2 separate regions of the Homo sapiens genome follow, and region 1 is linked to region 2. The links are chromatin loops, found by intact Hi-C in ENCODE. Cell type or tissue: heart left ventricle. All regions are shown on one strand. Each heading gives the region's core, and the rest is flanking DNA. Links, peaks and the distances in the headings are about the cores only. Region 1 overlaps TGFBR1 (transforming growth factor beta receptor 1). Region 2 overlaps COL15A1 (collagen type XV alpha 1 chain).

The links. Peaks named below come from ENCODE experiments on the same cell type or tissue, not always from the same donor. Only the 100,000 strongest peaks of a DNase experiment are listed, where the experiment ranks them.
Region 1: a loop joins it to region 2, with 2.3 times the contacts of the local background. A loop is called at or near these places in 15 of 110 quality-filtered maps.

Annotation. Positions count from the first base shown.
Region 1 is chr9:99,109,929-99,118,262 of GRCh38, reverse strand. All of the region lies in intron 1 of TGFBR1 (transforming growth factor beta receptor 1), which reads right to left. Among named protein-coding and RNA genes, the nearest start is that of TGFBR1, 9.0 kb to the right of the region's middle. In heart left ventricle, for the core only: no CTCF peak of the experiment used is centred there; no DNase peak of the experiment used is centred there.
Region 2 is chr9:98,995,736-99,004,069 of GRCh38, reverse strand. COL15A1 (collagen type XV alpha 1 chain) reads right to left here. Exons shown (of 42, transcript NM_001855.5): 6 at 6,989-7,136; 7 at 3,119-3,231; 8 at 483-617. Among named protein-coding and RNA genes, the nearest start is that of COL15A1-AS1, 55 kb to the right of the region's middle. RefSeq lists enhancers at 4,265-5,020, 5,021-5,777. In heart left ventricle, for the core only: CTCF peaks have their summits at 3,423 (motif pointing left) and 5,002 (motif pointing right); DNase peaks (open chromatin) are centred at 3,417, 5,029, 5,309 and 6,278; H3K27ac peaks cover 3,815 bases.

The DNA.
Region 1 (8,334 bases), core at 176-8,175, 110 kb before region 2:
AACTATGTACATGGAAAATCCAAAAGTGACCTACAGATCAACTATTAGAATCAATTAGTCAATCTAGCAAGGTCACTAATATAAGGTTACTCACTATACCAAAAAAAATTAAATTAAAAAATCATTCTTAAACCAGTAATAAATAGAAAACGTTTTTTAAAAATCTAAAAACTAGGAATAAACCTAACAAAAGACAGGTAAAGACCTCTGCAGAGAAAGCTTAAAAAATATTACTTATTGATAGAAATTACAAAGGAGATAAAATAAAATTTTAAAATGTATTTATAAATGGAGAAAAGTGACAAGTTCCTAACTGGAAGATTCAATACTGTAAAGAGGTCAATATTCCATAAAGTGATCTGTAGATTCAATAAAATCAAATCAGAATCCCCACAGGGTTTTTTTATTCAGTGGGAACTGACAAGTTGATTCTGAAATTTATATGGAAAAACAACATCGCAAGAATAACCAAAGCAATCTTTGAAAGACTTAACACTACTCGATATCAAGACTCCTAACATCATAATAATTAAGACAGTATGGTAATGGCACAAGGACAAATGGGCAAACAGAACAGAGATTACAGAGAAACAGACCCTCACATATACAACCTCTTGATTTATGATGAAGGTGATTGTACACTGGGGGAAAAAAGGTTTTACCAATAAATGGTTCTGAGTCAACCAGATATCCGTATTTTAAAAATAATAAAAATCTCATACCATAATAAATAACCAACTCCAGATACATCTCAATGTGAGAGGTAAAACCAATCTTTTAAATGAAAACACAGGAAAACATTTTTAAAACATTTGGGTCAGAAAAAGTAAGCAAACAGGATTCTAACTTAAAGCAAAAAATTGAAGGCCGGGCACGGTGGCTCACGCTGTAATCCCAATACTTTGGGAGGCCGAGGCAGGCAGATCACCTGAGGTCAGGAATTCGACACCAGCCTGGCCAACACGGTGAAACCCCATCTCTACTAAAAATACAAAAAAAAAAAAAAAAATAGCCAGGCGTGGTGGCAGATGCCTGTAATCCCAGCTACACGGGAGGCTGAGACAGGAGAATCACTTGAACCCAGGAGGCAGAGGTTGCAGTGAGCCAAGATCGCGCCACTGCATTCCAGCCTGGGTGACAACAGTGAGACTCCGTCTCATCTGAAACATTCATCTCCCTTGTCAAACAAAATACCAAAGCAAAGCAGTTAAATTGTGGTTGCAGTCTCCTAGAAGAACACAGCTGAATTGAACCAAGCAAGGACAGAAAAGCCCACCAAAAGGAAGGAGCTTTTGTATTATTTCTATATTTGCATTTTTATAATATTTTTAATCATTAAATTTTGGACTCCCTTGGAGCCTAAAGATATAAGCATCTAGTGTTGACTGAACTCCTTTCAGGGAAACATTTGCCCTTTGAGACTAAACTATGTGTATATGAAAACTTAGGCTTGAGATGTACTGTAACCAAGCTAATAAAGTTTTCAGACCTCAAAATCTACATGCCGAGACTTGGCATTAGGAATATGGGTTTCCAATTGCTGGTAGCATTGATACAGTAGCATCATGGCTACTGAAGAAAGTGGGGGGTTGGTTATTAAAAGATAAGGATCTATCAGGCTCAGAGGCATAAGGGTCTTGATGTTATTTATACCTTGGATAACTGATGATACAACACCGAAGACTATCTTGCAGAATTATGAAATCTATATGTAAGTCAATAATCACTAGTCTCTAGATAATAGTTTAGAATGGTTCACAGGTGATTATACTCATTTCTTCCATAAGATTTTCCTTTTTCCCAGTTACAGAGACTAAGCTAAATCAGATGGAAGCACCCAATTGCTTAGGGCAACTACGCTATTTCCTCAGGGACACACCATCTGTTTGCAATGCACAGCTAATTCTGAGCCTGTTGGTCCTCGCAGAGTTTTCCCTTAAGACTTCTGCCTGATGCCTAAAATCCCTTAAAACTCCTCCCTCCTTTCCCTTCTCCCATGGTAAGGCAAGAGCAGGCTGGATCTGACAAAACTTAAATGATAGATGAGATCTACATAAAATACTTATGTGGCCTTTTTTTTTTTTTTTAAGAATAAAGTGAAGAAACAATTATGATCATGGGGAGAAAGAATGTGAGAGCAGAAAGGCTCAAGTTTATACATGCATCGAAATAAGAGGGAAGAAAACAAAAGGACAATGCACCATGGAAAGAAGGAAAGCAAAATAATGGAAAGGGAGAAAAAAGGAGCATCTCTTCCTAGGAAAGTAATCTACAATGCTGTGTTAATCTGCCAACGCTTTGGTGGGACTGGCAATCAGAAATTGTCTTTCCTCACTGACAAACATGACCAGACTCTGGCCCCTGATTTGTAATTTTTTTCCCAAATGTAAAATGAGACAAAATAACTAAAACTACTTTAACTTGTTTATTTTGATAAAATAATTATATATAATTATTGTTGAAGGAAATCTACAATACACAATCTTGGGTGTTTTTATTTAAATCTATCACACATTGAATAACAAAATTAAAATGTCAGTTTTTCAACTGGAGAAAGTACTCAAATCAACAACCACGTGCTGAACAAAGAGACCCAATTAGAGCACATTATAGTTTGATTTGGAAATGAATACATCAAGCAAAAAATAAAAAACCCATACATATATCGTGTGCTTGCATACAAATGAAAGGGCAGTTGCTGCTTTTCTATCTCTGTATGTCTTTTCAAGTTTAACTCTATCCTCCATGTTCAGTGCTCCCAAATATCTATATTAGTCCTAGTTTCTCGCAGAAAAAGCCATTCGTTTTTGCCTTTTCCCTGGGGACCTATTTGTAATTCAATGCATATTTAAGAATCTTATAATGTAGAAATGTAACAGGATGCCTGAAGAAGGTGTCCTAGAACTATAAATATACACTATTATGTAATCAGTGAGGTTTACACCTAGGAAATCTAGATGGAATGGTTTTCCTGAAGCAAATGAACAAAAATAAGGAGGTTCAGTCTTGGTGGTGAGAACAAGGAAACACTGGAACAGACCTGAAGTAGTACAGCAACTGCAGAAAAAAGGAAAAGTGAATCCTTACAAATCATGAGTGATAAACCCGAATTGTTCACTTTATTTTTCAATGGCCCATGTACAAAGACTTCTATAAAAGCTTCTGCTCAAGAACAGAGAGAAGCTTGTTTTTCCCAATGAAATCAGAATGCTTCTAACCACAGAATGCCCTCATGCTAATGTACGTGCCTATCTTTTCCATGAATACTGGGATTACTGTGAGACCAGTACAGTAGGGCCACACTCTCAGATAAGTGTGGTCTCTCCTAAAGTAATCATTCCGAACGTCCATTACTCAGAAATGAAGCAGTTCTTCAAACAAGAAACCCAAGCAAAGACACTCTGGATCTTACTGACTTGCACCTGTTTGAAGGTAAATGTCTGGCTCTGCCTTTGGTAGCAGTACTCTGATGAAGTGTATCAAATGGAGACACACCAAAAGATAAGGGCATGAGAAAAATGTCTTTGTAAGCCAGACTAAATAGTTTCATGTTGCTCTCTATTCATTATCCTCCAGCTTTTAGCAAAGCTTGATTTAAATGTCCTAGCCTTACATCAGCTGTTCCATTGGCATTAGGGAAAGACTAATGTGTTCATACTTGGATCAGAGACTTAAACTGGAGAAGAAAGATGGAGGCAGCAGCACTAAATTGAACCCTCAATACGTGTTAAAGGGGAAGCCTCAGAACAAGAATCAGATTATTGCCAGATCCAGCAATAACCCCTTACCACTTGGAGATTCTCCCTGTATGACAATCTTGGCATTTGGGGCTCCACTTTATTAAGGAAGGTGGCAGTCTCCTCATGAATTCTCGATAGGCAATGAGATCTATGCAAATTATCAGTCTTCCTTACTTGCCTTGGTTACCAGAAAACTCAGAGCTAAGTATTGTGTTCAACTTCTAAAGCTTTCCTCAGCTAAACTTACGGATAATTGTTCTCTTTTTCTTTCCCTTTTTGACTTACTGATTCTTATCTTTTGTGGTCAGTAGATTTGGTCTTACTGAATTTGCTATTATTTCAAGCTTCCAAAATCCTTTTTTGGAAAATGACCAAAATAAAAGCCAATCAATGGATAAACTAACTTTTCTCGTATAATACAGGAGCAACAAGATACTGCTCATCTTGAAGCCATGAATCCTAGGGATATTTAGACTATATTTGGCTAAAACCAGTAAGCAAGGAAGCTTGGATTATGCCCAAAAGTACAGAATTTTAGAGGAGAAACAGAGCTTAGAGATAAACAAGTCCGACCTCCTACCTAATGTAAGAAATTCCTTCTACAATTTCTCAGACAGAAGGTTATCTAGCCTCTGCCTGAATAGTTCCAGGGTGACAGGGAACATACTACCTTACAATGTTCCATTTTGACAGCTATGGTAGAGAGTCATTCCTTACATTGAGCTGAATTCTGCCTTTCAGTCTACCAATTAATTCTAGTTCTTCATTACACAGACATGTATTTCTTCTTTCAGAAGACATTCTTTCACTTATTTAAATATATAATAATTCCCCTTTATTGAACACCTACTGGTGTCAGGCTATGTACTAAGTGTAAATACTACTGTACACTATCTTCACAACGATCAGGTAAATTAGGAACTATCCTCTTTTGAAAAGTGAGTCACAGATACACTGATTAGACTCTAATTACAGCCAGATATGTTGGTGCTTATATACTACTCCTATAAACAAATATTTCATTAAATTTCTGACAACCAAGTCACATGAATTTAATCTGCCTTCAAAACTGAAAGAAAAACTTAAGTTAGATCAATCCAAATAGAAAAAGAGAGATGGTCTAGGGATACAACTGCACCAGTGTTTGGTTCATTGAGAAAAACAACAGGAAAAGCATTTAAAAGGATAGCCATCAGGGAGCTCCAGGAGATAGTAAAGCTGACACCTGTAACATCAGCAACCATGACCTGAGGCCTAGGCCGCAAGCAGGAAACTTCCTCTCTTTTATCTCAGCCAAGAACCACACTCCCAAAAGATCAAACGCATTACTGCAGAGAAAGCAGCACTGTCTGAAGGTTAATTTCAATACAACCAGAAGATCACAAGTAATTCTGAATATATACATCTTTACTAAGAGAGGTGGGGGAAAAATAGCATGAACCTGCAAAACAGGAAAGAACCATATCCCAGCAAACGGACCAGGACTCCAGATACAAGCTAGGACTTCAGGGTCTAAATAAAAACTCCATTTAAGGTAGCGTTTTAGGACACTAGAATCCTCCTACCCCCAAAAGAGAAAGACAGAGAGAGAGAGAGAGAATATGAGGTGAATGCTAGATGCTAGTAGCCATTTCTTTGCTTAAGGTGCTCTCCCATTTCCAACTAGGTTCCATTTTTTTTTAATCTTTGCTGACTACTGAGCAATTTTATTTGGCTACCTTCACCTCAAACTCAACATGCTTAAACCAGAATTCGTCTCCCCTTAATCCTCGTGCCAAATTACTCATTAAGTTAAAGGCATTATCCAGCCTAAAAAAGCTTGGAGTCATTCTTTTTTCTTTCATGGAGTCACTCTGAATTTCTGTACTCCACCTCTTTACAGCTAAGACCTACTGCCACTCAACAAATATTTACTGAGTGCCTAGGATGCACCAGGCACTTTCCATACACTTGAGATACATTAGTGAACAAAACGAAGACATCCACTTTCACAAAGCATAGAATGATAGGAAGGAGACAATAAACAGTAAATAAGTACATATGATAAGTAAATAAATACAGTATGTTAGAAGGTATTGTTACAGAGAAGGAAAGCACTGTAGGATGATGACAATATTTTAAAAGGTGGCAGGATAAGCCTCACTGAGAAAAAGGTGTCATCTGAGCAAAGACTTGCAGGAGGTGAGGGAGGAAGCCATGCAGGTATGTGAGGGAAGAGCACACAAGCAAGGGAACAGCCACACACAGGCCCTACTACTAATTCCTCTGATTTCTTTGTTTCAAATGTCATACAGTCACCATTTCACCCCGTTCTCAATGCCATCAAACCAACTGGGTAGCCACCCTGATCCATTCCCTCTGCGGCACAATTAGACATTCTTTTTCCACATTAAAACCACTCTCCTGATTTTCAAGGCCCATAATTCTCTGAGCCCACCCTTTACACCATGAACTTCCATTTCTCCTCTTAGAAATCCTGAAACTTAGAATGCTCTTTCTCCACACATGCCATCCTCTCCAGCCAAGAAGTGCCTCCTTTCCACCACACATCCACTCAAAGCCCTATCCTCCTGCAAGGCAGAGAGATCAAGTCCTACCTCCTCTGTAAAGCAGTCCCTGTGGTTGCTAGTACTGAGTCTGTAGTCATATTTCCTCAGCATCAATTTTTTCAAAAGCAAGACTGCCTCTTACTTTTCCTATATTTCTCATCATGTTGATCACTACTAAATATTTGCTAAGAATAGATGAGCTATTTCCTCTGTAAACTGAAGCTCTTTCCTCTGTAAACTGAAGCTGTTTGTCAATTTAAACACTTTTATTAGCTTTCATAAACTGCTGAAATAGAATGATTAAAGAATGGTTTGTTGCTGTTTTTTTGTTTGTTTGTTTTTGTTGAGATGGAGTTTCACTCTGTCGCCCGGGCTGGAGTGCAGTGGCGCAATCTCGGCTCACTGCAAACTCCACCTCCTGAGTTCAAGTGATTCTCCTGCCTCAGCCTCCCAAGCAGCTGGGATTACAGGTGCCTGCCACTACGTCCAGCTAATTTTTTGTTATTTTTAGTAGAGACAGGGTTTCATCATGTTGGCCAGGCTGGTCTCGAACTCCTGACCTCGTGATTCGCCCACTTCGGCCTCCCAAAGTGCTGGGATTACAGGTGTGAGCTACTGTGCCCAGCCCAAGAATGGTTTTTTATACTCAAAAAAAAAAAAAAAAAAAAAAAAAAAAAAGCATGGGTGCAGGATATGCCAAATGTTAATAATGGCTGGTGATGGTTTTTTTCCTTTCTCTAATACAAATTTTCAGTCCTGTGCTTATGTAACTTTTAGAAGAAAAGAATTTGCTATGAATATATGTATAAATCAATACAAATAGTAAGTGATCAACTATCACTGGACTCGTCAGGAAGATTCAAATTACCTAAAAATATAATGTTAAAGAAAGACTGTTAGTATCTGAATGGCCTGCAGTTGCAAAGAAATAGTAAAACTGTAATCAAGGCAATCTGAAGCAAATTCTCATGGTTTGCAAAAAAGGGAAAGGAAACTTTCCTGCTGAAGTGGCTCTAACAATGTATTTACTCTATATGAAAGGAGCATGGACGTACGTGACCCCATCATAAGTAGAGGAGCATTTGTATAGGAAAAGAGTACATACCCTGGAGTGCTTAACTGAAGGCTCCACCTTTCATTAACAGCATAACTTCAGTTTCCTGGTCTATAAAATGGAAACAAAGAGGGTCTTCTTTCATAGATATGAACTAGGTTCCAATCTGAGCAAAATTGTGTCAATTCTGCCTGCCCAGGCAGATGGGGTTTATGGTAATACAAAATCATTTGAGTCTCAGTGGCTGAACTACTGTTAGTCTACATCTGTGCCATTCAAAGCAGTGTCTTTCTTTTATATATATATTTACGATTAGACGATGAAAAAATACTAACACCTTTGGATAATGTTTAGAGTTGAAAAGAATCTTGGGGTAGAGCCGATGTTATCAAAACCTACAGTTATCTTCTGAGCACTGGTCACCTGTATCTGGGAACAAATGGGCTTAAGAGTTTGGAAATTAAGCAGCAAATAAGTAAGAAGTTTTGGTACTCTATACAACTACCATTCAAGGTTGGTTATGAGAACTAAATGATGCCGTATTAGCCATGGTCAAAGAAAAAAAAAGAGAGAAGAGAGAATTAAACGAGACAAGACAGATAGAATATGTAGCATATTCTTGCAACCCTTCAAGAAATTTCAAAGCAACCTGTGTGTATACTTTGCAAGTCAATTTTTTTTAAGTTAGATTAGAAATTGTTCTTTGAGGGAGCAGCTTTATAAAAGACTTGATCTGATCTATAAAATTGGACCATAAAACCAACTGAACTTAGTCCACTAGTATTTAAGAAAGTGATGTCTGAGATGAATAATTACAAGTCTACCAACCAATTTTCTTCATGATGAAGAAGGGTAGCCATAAGAAACTTACCTGGAAAGCAAACAAAACACATAAAATTGGATCTAATTCAGAGTGGTAAACAATTTTAATGTTTATGGAGACTGCCTGGATTTGACATTGAGAAAATTCAGCTAAGAATGGCATTAAATG
Region 2 (8,334 bases), core at 270-8,269:
GCTGCCCTTCTTCAGGCTTCAGGCCTTTGCTCCTGCCAGCCCACCTTGCTGAAACACCTGTTCCACCCCCTCTGCTAGGCGACTTCTACTTACCCTCTCAGGCCCGCCTTCAGCATCCTTTCCCCAGGAAACTTCTGTGCCCCCGAGTCTGGGCTCTGGGCCCCTTTTTCAGTGCTCCCAGGGCATCCTGTGCTTCACCTACCACTGACCACAGCCCCTCTTACCACCCTGTCTTCAGGAATCACGTCTATCCTATTTACTATCCATCCCTGAAACCAGGCCTAGTGCCCAGCACAGTGTAGGGCTCTGCACACCGCCACTGAATGGGTCAATGCTATTTAGTGCTTACTCCGACAGACTGCCCCCATGAGACTGTCACTGTGTTTCACAGACACATAGGGAAAGCCAGTGACTGCTCCCACCCAACACAACCCACAACCCCAGACACAGGTGAAGGGGAGCTTGCGCTCTGAGCTACTTACTGGAGTGACCCCTTCCTCTGGGTTCTCCGTGGACATAGAGAGGGTTGGTCCCCCGGTGGGCACACTGCTGGCCTCTGCTTCTCCAGCAGTGCTGATGGGCACCTCGGCCAGCCCCGCTGCTGTTGCTGCTAAATTCTGAAAACAAAGGCATCACAAGAGACCATGTCTCTGGGCTCCCATCAACATGCCTGTGGCTGGTGAGAACAGACTGCCTAGCCTTCTCCAGCCACCTGCATTTCTGTAGCTTCTTTCTCTCAAGGACTTTCACATCTATGGTTTCATAAATCCAGGGATGGGAAAGACTGCCCAGGCACCTATGTCTGGTGTTTGATTCCCAGTATTGGTTTGCACCTCCATTAACACGGAAATCACTGCTCCTGAGTCAGCCTGGTCTAGCTCTAGATACTTCTACTGAAACCCATTGCCTCCCTGTGACCTCCCCATGTACCCATCCAGAAGGCATTAGACAATGTCTTTGCCCATGAAGATGCTTCAGAAATGTGTAGGCAGCACCTCTGTCCTCCTCAGCCTTCTCTAGGCTGGGAGACAGAGACATTCCTGCTTCTTCTCTCTCCCTGTGACTCAGTTTCCTTTGGGAATGCACAGGCAGATTCTCTGAAGGTTTCATAGCAATGGGAGAAATGGAAAGAGAGAGCAGCTTTGGGGCTGGTGACAGCAAACTATGTTCTATCTTCATTTCCCAAAGCTTGTTTATTTATTGCAAAAATGTGGTTCTTTTGGTTACAAAAAACACCAGGCTAATCAAAGTTAAAAAGATTTCCTTGCTGCAGGATTTCTCAGAATCTATAAAAAGAGGAATGTAGAGTGCAGCATTTCCCAAAGTCATTTGACCACAGAGCCCCTTTTTCATAAAATATATTAAATCCTTGCAGAATTACTGTCTCAAAAAACAGTTAGAGGAAAGTTGAGGTCCCAGGATGTTAAAATGAGACTCTTTCTAACTCAGCGTCAGCTAAAGCCCCAAAGGGCAAGTGCAATTTCACAGGCATCAGGTAATCTCCCCATGCTAAAACAAGGAAATGGCACCCGTTCTACCAGCTCCTGCCCATCTCCTACCTCTAGGCTGTGTAAGAAACCATACAGGACTCATTTTGGGGTTGAGTGCCTGGAGAGCAAGAATTCCTTTGGAAAGAATTTTCAGTGTACTGCGGTTCTTCTCCTCCCCTCTACTCACTCCAAACCATTTGGTGAGCTGGGTATGTATTTCCTGGAATTTGGGAGGCTCAGGGACTGGTGTCTGATTTTCTCCAGGGAGACAAAAGGTGAAAGGAGGGAGCCCTTTAGATTCAGAGTTGGGAGAGAGGGACAAAGGAAGAGAGGGGAAGGGGAGAGGAGAGGAGGGGGAGGTGAGGGAGAAAGAGAAAAGGAGGGAAGTGGGAAGAGGAGGGGAGGGGAGAAAAGGGGAGAGGAGAGGAGAGGAGAGGAAGGGAGGGAATAAAAGGAGAGAGGAGGGAAGGAGGAGGTGAGAGGGAAAGGGGAGAGGAGGGGAGGGGGATGGAGAAGGGAGGGGTATTTGTCCTGCAGTTGTTTTGCTGGAGATAGACAAGATAAAATCTCTCCAAAGGGAGCTGGCTGAAATGGGCTGTACTCAAAGAGCCACGCAGAAGATCTGGGCAACCTGTATGGGGTGGAAGCCCGGGCAGAAGTTACAAGGCAAACTATGGAATTTTGATCCTAGGTCCCCTGCAGGAAGACCTCCCAGGAACCACAAAAGCCCCCATAAGAGAGAGTTCCAACAATCAGGCATCTTCCACACCAAAAGCCCAGATCACAATTTGACCAGCCAAGTACAACTGTGTCCATTTCTCCAGGTGGGCCAGCCCCTGCAGATGTTAAAAATAGCTCTAGAGGATGGGGAGATCATGAGGATAAGGAGGAGAGAGAAGTAAGAAAATAGAGAGGAAACCCCTAACCATGCTTCCCTTTCCTGGCAGTTTCCTAGTCTACAGTAGGCCTGAGTATAGAAGGGGGGAAACTGTGTTTGTAATTTTGTTGAATTTTTGATATTATGCTGGGCTTGACTTTTAAATATCTGTGAAAATTGACTGTTACCAGATAGTGACTGAGAGAGCTGTGAGAACTGTCTTAAGTTTTCATCCCAGGAGAAGGGAAGGAATGAGCTGGCGTTGTGGGTTTTCAGCAGGGGCCATTGTGAGAAAACTATTTATGCTTTAATTTTGCACCCTAGGGAGCCCAGCATTTCAAAAACTGGCTTTGCAGGTGTAAAAGCCAATTACCAAACAATAGCATGAACACACCTGCAGTTAATCTGATTCTGTCTTGAAGGGGACTCAAAGGGCTGATAAAGCTATGTGCCTTCACAACTGAGCAGGAGGGCGGGGTTGCATTGGTGAGGCCTGGACGCTCGCTCATCACAGGCAAGTGTGAGGACAAGCTTGCACTGCATATCCCCCACCAGTCCTGTGCATCCCTGGAGAGCCTCTGTGGCCCTGGGACTCTGACCTCCTCTGTACCATGAGGACAGAAGCAATCTTGATGCTATTCAACCAAAACCCTTGTGGTTCTCTCTGGTGCTCAGTAAAATCATCACCAAGTTTGAAATAAGCAAACAAGCCTACTACTGACTAATCAAATGAAATTTACCATCTACTCACCTTTTCTTCAGCAATGTCAAGGAAGGCCCCAGCCCCTGAGCCGCTGTCAGTAATGGGGTCACCATCCACAGAATGAACCCCCTCCAGTGTGTCATTCAGGATCTCACCAGACCCTACAGGAAGCAGGCATTCTGCTATCAATAACTACATTTTGCAGTCTTGGAAAAGAATGAGGTATCTCTTCACCAGCTAACTTGGAAAGATGTTCAGATACCATGACACAGGGTCAAGAGGGGGAAAAAACAAGTTGCAGAACAACATACATGGCAAAGCATGTGTGGTTTCCATTCCAGGCTCTGGCACCACCTGCAGGCAAGTCGCTCAACTTCTGCCTCAAGTTCCTTATCTAGAAATGGGGAATTACAATAATTCCTACCTCATAGGGTTGTTTTGAGTACTGTGTGTCACAAGGACTAAGTAAGTTAATGCAAATAAAGCATTGAGGACAGCCCCTGGCATATAGTAAGCAATTGATAAATGTTCATTGTTGATATGGTTTTACGTGTGTAAAATAGAAAAAAAAAGTATGAGTATAGATATCGTATCATTATTATATATATAACATATTCATGTTATGTAATAATGATTATGACATACATAATATATACATATATGTATATGTATATGTATATGTATGTGCTTATATATTTATATACTTGGCTAAACCACAGTGTTTAGTACTGATATTTTCCAGAAGATAGGAGTGTAAGAAGAGGAAACTATTATTTTTCTGGTTTATACAACTGAGCATTAATTTAATTGTTCCCACATGCATATATTTCTTTTGCAATTTAAAAAGCAGCCCGGAATCCCAGCACTTTGGGAGGCCGAGGTGGGCAGATCACTTGAGGTCAGGAGTTCAAGACCAGCCTGGCCAACATGGTGAAACCCCATCTCTACTAAAAATACAAAAATTAGCCAGGTGTGATTCCACATGCCTGTAACCCCAGCTACTTGGGAGGCCAAGGCAGGAGAATCACTTGAACCCAGGAGGCAGAGGTTGCAGTGGGCAGAGGTTGTAGTAAGCTGAGATTGTGCCACTGCACTCCAGCCTGGGTGACAGAGTGAGATTCCATCTCAAAAAAAAAAAAAAACGCAAATGGATTTTTGAAGCAAAGAAAACTTATTCATTGGCCGGGCATGGTGGCTCATGCCTGTAATCCCAGTATTTTGGGAGGCCAAGGCAGGAGGATCATTTGAGCTCAGGAGTTCATGACCAGTCTTGGCAACATAGCGAGACCCCATCTCTACTAAAAATAAAAAAAAATAGCCAGGCATTGTGGCATGTGGCTGTAGACCCAGCTGCTCAGGAGCCTAAGGAGGGAGCTCATGCCTGGGAGGTCAAGGCTGCAGTGAGCCATGATTGTGCCACTGTGCTCCAGCCTGGGTGACAGAGCAAGACCCTGTCTAAAAAAAAAAAAAAAGAAGAAGAAGAAGAAGAAAAAGAAGTTGTACTACCATGACTGCACGCCTGTTATGGCTGGGCCCATGCCAAGATTGTCCCATGCACTCCCTCCAGCAACCCTCCTGCTGGCCCACCTGTCCTGCCCACCGGGACCCCTCCCACCACCTTCCTGCAGGTGGGCAGATCCTGGTTGGGGATCCCACTATCACCCCATGACAGGTGTGACCTGCCGGATCCACACATCAATACCTCAGTATTATTAACCCTGGGAATGAGACTGAGACTGGGAAGGGCCCTGAAGCCAGGTCAGCCTGTCCCCGGGCCAGGCCCTTCCCACACACGCTGTGCTCACGCAGGTCCCATGGTCACAATAACTCTGGAAGAGGTGCCAAATCCTCCAAAGGACTCTGCCCCCCTCCCCACCCACTCCTGTCCCATCCTGTGATGGAAGAGTGGCCAGCACGGGTCGAGCACTCTCGTCTTCCCTGCTCTGACCACCAGGGGGTGCCGTGCAAGCAGCCGATTGCCTGTCCTCCAAGGACTGACCCCTGGGAAGAAGGAGGTGGGGTGGCCCCTTCCACGGGTCACGATGGTGTCAGGGAAGCTCTGAATGCAAATATTAGGGGCTTTGCTTAGCCAGGGCTTTCTCCCACCATCCGGGCTGTCTACACATCAAGAAGAAAAGGACACTTTGGCTAGCTCCATTGCTTTCAACTGACCTTTTGTCTGCTAGATAAGGAGTGTGGCTGATCCCGGGAACAGGCGAGCTGCGTTGGGATCAGAGCCCAGTCCCCACGTGGACCTCATCTTCTCAGTCTAGGAAAGCCCTCGCCCCAGCCCCTTCACCTTAACCCCTTGCTGAGAGATCCTAATTCCACCCCTGAGAAAAGCATTCGCAATTCAGAAGCCACTTCCACAACTGCGGCCAGATTCAGCCCTCTCATCCACCCAGCATCGGGGATTGTTCATGCTCCCAGAGGACGGCTAAGGAATCTGAAGCTTGGAAACTGATCAGCAACTTGCCCCAGGCCGACAGCAAATAGGGGGCTAGGCAGGGCCTCCTTCCAAGCTGTCTGACTCTCCCCAGCGGGCAGTATTTCCACAGCAACACCCTGCCTCCTTGGCTCTGTCATGACGTTATTAAATTATCCTACAATTTTTTCTCTCCAGTTCTCTATACTTTCTCTGACCCACAGACTCCCCAAATTTAGTTGTTAAAATAACACTCATTAACTGATGGCAGAAGCAAAAAGAATAGTGATATGTATTATTGTAGAAGACTTGTATTAATAAAATACGGAAGTACAATAAAAAAAGTAAAAACCATCCATAATCCTACCACTCAGAGATAACTGCTTATAACATTTTGATGAATATTACGTCTAATATGTGATGTATCTAATACACACACATCGCTCTACATAGCTATATGTAAATAGATATAAATAACATATATTCAAAATTAGGGTCATAGACATAATTTTGGAATTTGCTTTTTTGGTGGAATATACCACGAGCATGTCCCTGGGTCATTAAATCTTCTGTATCACCAGTGTCAGGGCTGTATGTATGAATGAAATAGAATTTGGCCGACCAATCCCTACTGTGGGCAGTTTGGGTTATTTTTGTTCCTAAGAACAGTGCTGCCAGGAATGATCTTGTACTTACATCTTCAGTCTGAAGTGACGGCCCCTCTGAGAAATGACAGAAACCACAAGCGATCTCAGGGCTTGGGCATATGCCAAGCTAGTGCCTGGGGGATAGTGTTTGACGCCTGGGCTTTTACCAGTGCTCCTCTGCACAGGTAGGGGGACAAGAGGCAGGGGCCAGAGCCCTGGATGGGCAGCCAGGGGACCAGCTCTTCTCCTAGGGACTGCTGCTGCCTTGCTGGGTAACTGGCCCCTCTCTGGCCATCAGTTTCTCACTTGTGCCACACAGGAGTTTAGCTGATCCTCTGAGAGTTGGGGAGTTTGTGGCAAAAGTCAGAATGGGTGGGGACTCTGGACTTAGCTCTTCCAAGTGTTGGTTTTTCCACCTATAAAATAGTGGCTAGTGCTACTGAGTAGGCGGTATGCTGTCGGTGTTGGAGACAAAATATCCAAACACTTGGCACACTGTAGGTATTCAACAAAGAGCAAGGATTATTACAAACTTTTCTGTTAAACCCCAGAAGGAATAGAATCTGGGAGTTAGAAGCTCCAGATCTGGGGGTTAGAAGATCTGCTATCTGAGCTCAAATGCCAGCTCTGCCATTCACAAGCTGTTTGCTCCTGGCTGGGTTACTTAACTTCTCTGTGGCTCAATTTCCTCCTCTTGTCTGTAAAATGAGGGTGGTTCTCACCCTTTCTTAAAGGGTTGAGGGGAAGGTTAAATGAGATTCTGTATGTTACATACATGGCCCCGGCTGGACACATAGTAATCACCCAATAAAAGGCCACTACGTAGGCATGTGCATCCGGACTTGCCTTGTTTGGGGCTGCTGTGCTGGATGATGCTCATGTTGGTGGTTTCCAGGGTCCCCTCGGGTACAGGTTCACCAGAAAGTTCCATGTCTTCAAAGGGGGAGGATGGAGTTGGAGGTGTGTTTATGGGTTCAACTTTTGCTTCTTTGGGCTGAAGGGAGGAAAAATGAGATGCAAAATGATTTACTTGGCAGTAAAGCAGAAGAAATGACAGAGAATATCACTGAAGAAAATAATATATCCACAAGATGCTGAATAAACCAAGGGGAAAGCTTGGCCCCACTTGGTGTCTACCTGGGCAATGGCTGCACCTCCCAGGGCCTGAAAGAGGTGCCTACTAGAGGTCATTAGATTCTGTTCACTTGACAGTGAGACTATTCATCTCAGCCAAAGCTCTCTGAGCACAGGGACCACATTTCTGTGATTCCCAAATCCCAGGTCAGCCAGAGGAGGTGCCCAGTAAAGATCTGTTAGAGGAGGGAATGATTGAATGAATTAGTGAACAAATGAATGAACCAGGCTGCACTCAATAAACTGCATATAAATTCAATGCCAGATATGAAAACACCTATGAAAATGAAAGACGGGTGTGGTTCCTTCCGAGGAAACTTCAGCATCTATATAGCTTTTCCAAAGCCAGTCAGTGTCTTAACCAACATTACCAACTAGAGAAAAGCAAACAAACAAAACCCCAACAGAAACACAGAGTGCTTCAGTGATCTACGCAGAAATCCTAGCATGGGCTCCAAAAGTCACAGCATCACCCCTGGACCCAAGCAGCAGCTCGCGGGACCCAGCGCTTGTCAGCATTCAGATAGCCTCATCACTTTCTAAGCTAAAGGGGCTGGGGGTGCATGGAAGAATCCTGTGAATCAGTGTTGAACTCGTGGTATGAACAAGAAACCAATCTTTGTTTTGTAAGGCACTAAGATTTTTGAGGTTAATTTGTTACTGCAGCATCACTTACCTTTCCTGACTAATAACAGAAGGTTATTTCCTTAATTCAGAATCTAGTAAATCAAAAAATTTCTGGTCCATGGAACAAGGAGGATTCTTGGAAGCCCCATCATTTAGAATTTAATAGTTCATTTCTTACAGTCAGACCTGGATCAAATCCCAGCTCTCCACTTATAAGCTTAGTTATGTTGGGCAAGTCATGGAGCTTCACTGAACCTCAGCTTCCTCCTCTGTAAAAATGAGGACAATAAAGAACTACTTGAAGGCAGGAAATAGAAAATGCATGGAAGGGCTAAGCACACCTTTATATTTAGTACATAAATATTCCATATTTGTTATTGAAAACACTGTAAGTACAGATGAGCAAAAAGAGAAATCACCTTGAGTCCTAA